2 separate regions of the Mus musculus genome follow, and region 1 is linked to region 2. A link is a loop called in an ENCODE intact Hi-C map of the cell type or tissue named here. Cell type or tissue: heart. All regions are shown on one strand. Each heading gives the region's core, and the rest is flanking DNA. Links, peaks and the distances in the headings are about the cores only. Region 1 holds the start of Ube2d1 (ubiquitin-conjugating enzyme E2D 1). Region 2 holds the start of Ipmk (inositol polyphosphate multikinase).

Region 1 (2,902 bases), core at 118-2,617, 61 kb after region 2:
TGACTTCATTAACAAGGTCACCATTTGGAAAAATATAAAGGTAGTCTTCCAGTTCTAGCGTGCAGGATGGTGCTCAGGTGTCCAGCTAGTCTCTGTACAACTCTTTGTAGGAGTCAGGACTTAGCTACTATTTTCCAGAAGTCTCTTTGATCAGTAGTGTTTTCTAACACTCCTGAGCTGGGGTTGGGATATGATCAATGAAAAGTGGTTCGCTGTGTACTTATTCTAGTGTGCATGAGACCCTGAGTTCCATGATCTGACACAAGAAGGGTTGATTTATGGTTTGGTCTCTAGCTAAAAAGATGAATTGCATTAATGCCACTCTTCTTTTGGGGTGAGATAAAGCAGTAATAATAATTAATAATAATAATAAGTGGGAAGACAATGTCTATAAAGTGTTGACAAGCAAGCATAAATGTAGGCATGGTGGGGCTTGTGTGTAAAATCAGTGCTGAGCAGGTAAAGACAGCAGATACCTGGCCAGGTTAGCCCAATAGGTGAGCTCCAGGTCCCTGTGAGAGACTCTGTCTCAAAAAACAAGGAGTACAGCTCCTGGGAAATAATTTCACAAACACACACACACACACACAAGGGGAGGGGGGGCGGATGGACAGGAAAGTAGACCAATATGCAGACAGAGCAGGACTGCTTGAGGGGACCTCTGCAAAGCACAGTCCCTCGAAGCTTTCTGGGCCGCAACCCATCTCTAGTTTCTGCAGAGGGCGTGGGGCTGGTCTTCTGTGGACCACTGCAAAGGCGGAGAAGAGAACTTCCCAGATGTGGCTGATCCAGCTGCAGAGACACTGTGGAAGCCGCGACAGTGAGCGTTGAGTGTTTTGAGAAGCAATATGGGATTCAAAACCATTTTAGATAAGGAATGGATTGACTTTAGTCATCAGAAACCTAAGACTGACCAACGCCGTCAGAAATCCAAGACTGACCTGCAGGTGCCAAGCCAAGAAGTCATGGTTGAAAGGACAAGCAAGATCTGAGATCACAAGAACTGAGAAGGGGCTGGAGGACACCTCAGTGGGTAAACTGCTTGCCGCAAAGCCTGAGGACCTGAGTTCGGATGCCAGAGACCACGTAACGGTTGGGTGTGTGGAAAGCTGTCTTCAATCCCGTTTTTGGGAGGTGGAGACAAAAAGACATAAAGGAAAACCCTGTTTCAAAAAAAAAAAAAGAAAGAAAGAAAGGAAGGAAGGAAGGAAGGAAGGAAGGAAGAAAGAAAGAAAGAAAGAAAGAAAGAAAGAAAGAAAGAAAGAAAGAAAGAAAGAAAGAAAGAAAGAAAGAAAGAAAGAAAGAAAGAAAGAAAGAAAGAAAGAAAGGTGGAGTACAATTGACGAAGACTCCTCACGCCCTCAGGGGCGAGCGGGGAAGAGTCAGAATTATCTGCAAAGGAAGTTAAGATCCGCCGCAGGGTCTGTGCGAGGAGGAGCGAGCCGTGGTTCACAGCAGCTCCTAGGAGCGACAGCTCACCTGCTGTCTGGGTTTTTGCAGATTCGAGACCTTGCTCTGCAGAGCGGCTGCAGGGAGCGGCAGCAGCCTGGTCGCAGCTGTCACCCACGGGTGACCGGACGACGTCCGCGCGGGCGGCAGAGGCCGAGCCTGGGACTACACTTCCCAGTGTGCCAGGCGGGCGGGGCGCGGCGGGGAGGGCGCAGGCTCCTTCCCAGCAAGCGAAGGCGGAAACAAAAGAGTCCGGCGCCGCCGCCCGCACACTCGCGCACCGCGCCCGGGCGCACACGGAGCAGCCCTGCGAGGCGGCAGCCCGGGACACGCGGACACTCCGCAGCCCCCGCCGCCTGCCCCATGGCGCTGAAGCGGATCCAGAAAGTGAGTGGCTGCCAGAACCGGCCTGGGTGTCCCCAAGATGTCCCCAGGAACCCGGGGCGCACGGTGTGGGAGGGGCGCGGACACTGGGGAGGCCGGGGTACGGATCGGCCCGCACAGGTGAGGCGTGCATCCGCAAGGTCTGGGTACTTGGAACCTCGGGGCGACCCGATCCGGTCGTGCCCTTTCCAGGATGAGCCTAGAACCTCGGGTGCGGGTGCCCGTGGGGTGGCCAGATTGTCCCGGGGTGTGTGCATCCCCGCTGGGCCGGGGCTTGCTCTGCAACGGGCGGCCTTCGTCCCCTATCCCGCTGTGCGTCCTCACAATGTCCCCGGAGCCCTCCTTGCTGTGTTCGCACCCCGGGTTCCCCGAGAGGGCAGGGAAGGTGTGGTGGGCCTACGGCCTTTATTCTCAGAGCGTGGGGCTGGGTCTTTCTGGGCTCTGCAGTCGGCTGGTGCTCAGTGGGAGGAAAGGGCTGGGAACGCGAGATTGGGGCCGAGGAGCCAGCAGAGAGCTCTTGCCCCTGCTATTTTGGTGGTTCTGCACGCAGCTGCCACTTCAGGTCACATAGCTGTACTGAGAACATAGTTGCTGATACACAGCAAGATGAGCTCCTGGCTGTGATTCATGGCTAGGTAAGCTAAGCAGGTTGTTGGTTTTGTTTTGTATTTTTTTCTTCACACCCTCACGATAAACTTAGATGTAGAGTTGAAGACACAACACTAAGGACCACAAATTAAATTGTTTGGATGCTTTGATGTGTGAATAGAGAATGAGGAAGACAATCGAAGGGACAGTCAGTCCTTACATAGGATCGGTTCCAACCCTCTCTTTGTATTCTTTACCGCACCCACTTCTCTTGTTGGCCTGTCCCCTATCTCAAGTATCTTTTAACATTTTACAGCGGTAGTCCTTGCTGCTGGGAACGTGGTGTTTGGGATCGCTTTAGAAGCAAATGCGCCAACAGTGGATAATGTGTTTGGTAATTGATTTCACAAGAAATGGTTGGCTCCCCAAACGTTTTATCAACCTTTCCAGCTACACTTGACTGAAAATGTTCTGAGTTAGA
Region 2 (2,862 bases), core at 1-2,500:
GTGGCCAGCCACCTGATGCGACAGCGGCACGCAGCCTCCGAGCAGGCGCGGCACCGGCGGGCTGTCTCCGGTGCTTCCCGGCGGCCGCAGGCGCAGCGCTGGGGGCTCGGCGGCCATCGGGGCGGCGACACTCGGCGTCAGGCGTCAGGGAGGACCGGGGCGGCATCGCCCGCGCAGGCCCAGCGCGCGGACCCATGCCGAGACCGCGCTGCCCGCTCCGCGGCCCGCACTCTGAACCCCGGCCGCCCGCGCCCGGGATAAGGGCGCCGCGGCCCCGCCTCTGCCCGCCCCCTGTGCGCTCCGGCCGGGCGAGCTCCACTCTGAGCATGCGCAACAGCTACTCGCCAGGATCCCGCCCAGCGGTGCCGAGCATGCCCAGAGGCTACCCTACTGGATCGGGGCCAGCTCCACACTGATCATGCGCAGAAGCTACCGGACCAGACCTGCTCACCCCTTCCACGGAACACGTCCAGAAGGTAGACCAGCGCCAAACTGAGCGGGTCTAGAGTCCCAGCCCGCTGCCGACCTGCACTGAGCATGCTCAGAGGCCGCAGGATGGGACTTGTCTCAAATGCCCCTGCTTGCATCATTACCAGCAAGCACTTCAGGGAGCGAACTGGCGTCCGGAGTCCCTATGTGAAAAACTCATTAGACCTAGGAGACCCGCAGCAGAGCAACCCAGAGAGGTGACTGGTTAGGGGCAGACCTCCCACAACGCCCTGCCCTTTCAGATCAAAGAGACAGAAGCATCCTGACTGAAGATGTCTCTTCTCACACCTTCCAGTTGGCACCCTGCCCGACCACTACCTCAGAGTACTCATGACAAGTTTATGTGTTAGACATTGACAGTCATCTTAATTCATTTTTTTTTTTCTTAAGCTTGTTAATTGTGCTCAGGGAAGCCAAACGAGTGGGGTTTCTTGGAACTGGAGTAACGGGCATTATGGGCACACCGATGAGGACGCAGGGAATCAAACTTAGGTCCTATGCAAAAGATATATTGCTTTTAATCTCCTTTAAAAAAATTTTTTAATAATGCTTTTTTTAAAGATTTATTTATTTATTTATTGTCTGTGAGTACTCAGTACACTGCCACTGTCTTCAGACACCAGAAGAGGGCATCGGATCCCTTTACAGATAGCTGTGAGCATTATGTGGTTGCTGGGAATTAAACTCATGACCTCCGGAAGAGCAGGCAGTGTGCTCCTAACTGCTGAGCCATCTCTTCAGCCCCAAGGCTGAATCTCTTAAGTGCCAAACTCTGGTGGAAACAGAGTAACACAGTTCCTGCTGCTGGTACAGGGCCCTGGTGTGAGCCTCCAGATGTTGCTGAGCCCTTCGTGGAAAGTGTCCAGTGTCTTCTGTGGGCATAAGGCTTGTTTGTGTAATAAATAATGTACATGTTTTCACATCCCTTCAGGGAATGTCCTCTCTCTTAAGGATAATGACTCCATGATAATCTAAGACAGCATGAGTATTACAGGAGGCAAAGGTGTGGCTAATGTTTCAGCAAAATGGTAAACCCAGGACCTTCAGGATGCAATATGAATTATGAGGGGCTTCAGGACTCTAAAGGAGCAAAGACAACTGCACTAATGAGCCAGCTTGTCAGAAAGATACAAAGACAGGCAGATTCCTGAGTTCAAGTTCAGCCTGGGGCACAGCAAATCCAAGCTCAGGTAGAAATGGTCTTTTCAGGAGATCCACCCAGCTAGCTGATCCCACCCAGCTAGCTTAGCAACCGTGTGTAACACAGCAGGCAGATCTCGGAATTCTTTTGCAATGTTAAAAGAAAACATGTGCTTGCTGTTTTCCTAAGAATCAAAGGGGTGGGGTCAGGGGATGCTGATTCATAGGATAATCAAAAGAGAACCTGGAATAAATAATTGAATTGAGGTGTAAATTTAAAAAGAAAAATGAAAAAAAAAAAAAAAACAAACCAGGACTTTTGAGCTAGCAGACAGCAATAACAGTTCTTTAGAATTTCCTCTAAGCGGGGCGTGGTGGCGCACGCCTTTAATCCCAGCACTTGGGAGGCAGAGGCAGGCGGATTTCTGAGTTCGAGGCCAGCCTGGTCTACAAAGTGAGTGCCAGGACAGCCAGGGCTATACAGAGAAACCCTGTCTCAAAAAACCAAAAGAAAAAAAAAAAATAGAATTTCCTCTAAGGAGAGCAGAGCTGTATGGAGATCTCTGGAGATCGAAAACAGCTCTTCAAGAATATTTTCTTGAGAGAATTTCCGACTTGGTTTGAAGATCCAATAATTTTTTGTAGCAGTTTTTCCTGATAGCTTCTAGTTTTACTAGCAGAGAAAGCTATCTCAATCAGAATTTGTAAAATAGCAAGAAAATCTGTCTACATCAGAGCAGAACACAGAGAGAAAAAGAGAGAGAGACAGACTGAAGGAGGGAAAGAGGGCGGGCAATTTGGAAAGCCATCTTAGCAGAACCAAGGCCGCCAGCTTGGACCCAAGTCGTTTGTTTTCGCCGCTCCCAGGCACCCCTTCTCTCAGAACCCCTCTCCATGCAGAAGCTGGTCCTAGGCATCTAAGCCACTGCAGCCTTCTAAATCGTTTTTCTAAGTGGACAGTCTACTTATGTTTATTTATTCATGGCAATGCTGGGAATTGAAGGCAGAGTGTTGTGCATGTTGGGCAAACACCATACCGTTGTGAAAGCAGAGAGCCGCTGAGCTGCTTCACCAGCCGAAGCAAGTTGTTTTTGTTTTTGTCTTTCTGGGACTTTCTGGATGCATGAGTGGCAGGGTCAGAGGCTGAAGGGATGGAGGCCCAATGTGGCTAGAGGAAGCTCTAGACACAGCTCCATCGATGCCCGTGTGCCTGCACTGGCATCCTAAGGCAAA

Evidence for each region. Peaks named below come from ENCODE experiments on the same cell type or tissue, not always from the same donor. Only the 100,000 strongest peaks of a DNase experiment are listed, where the experiment ranks them.
Region 1: a loop joins it to region 2, with 2.2 times the contacts of the local background. A loop is called at or near these places in 4 of 42 quality-filtered maps.

The regions. Positions count from the first base shown.
Region 1 is chr10:71,284,035-71,286,936 of GRCm38, reverse strand. It overlaps Ube2d1 (ubiquitin-conjugating enzyme E2D 1), which reads left to right and starts at 1,675. Exons shown (of 7, transcript NM_145420.2): 1 at 1,675-1,836. The coding sequence starts at 1,813. In heart, for the core only: a CTCF peak has its summit at 1,599; DNase peaks (open chromatin) are centred at 1,696 and 2,246; H3K4me3 peaks cover 1,367 bases; H3K27ac peaks cover 1,276 bases; H3K27me3 peaks cover 390 bases.
Region 2 is chr10:71,345,207-71,348,068 of GRCm38, reverse strand. It overlaps Ipmk (inositol polyphosphate multikinase), which reads right to left and starts at 306. Exons shown (of 6, transcript NM_027184.2): 1 at 1-306. The coding sequence starts at 117. In heart, for the core only: a CTCF peak has its summit at 1,092 (motif pointing right); a DNase peak (open chromatin) is centred at 368; H3K4me3 peaks cover 1,414 bases; H3K27ac peaks cover 1,078 bases.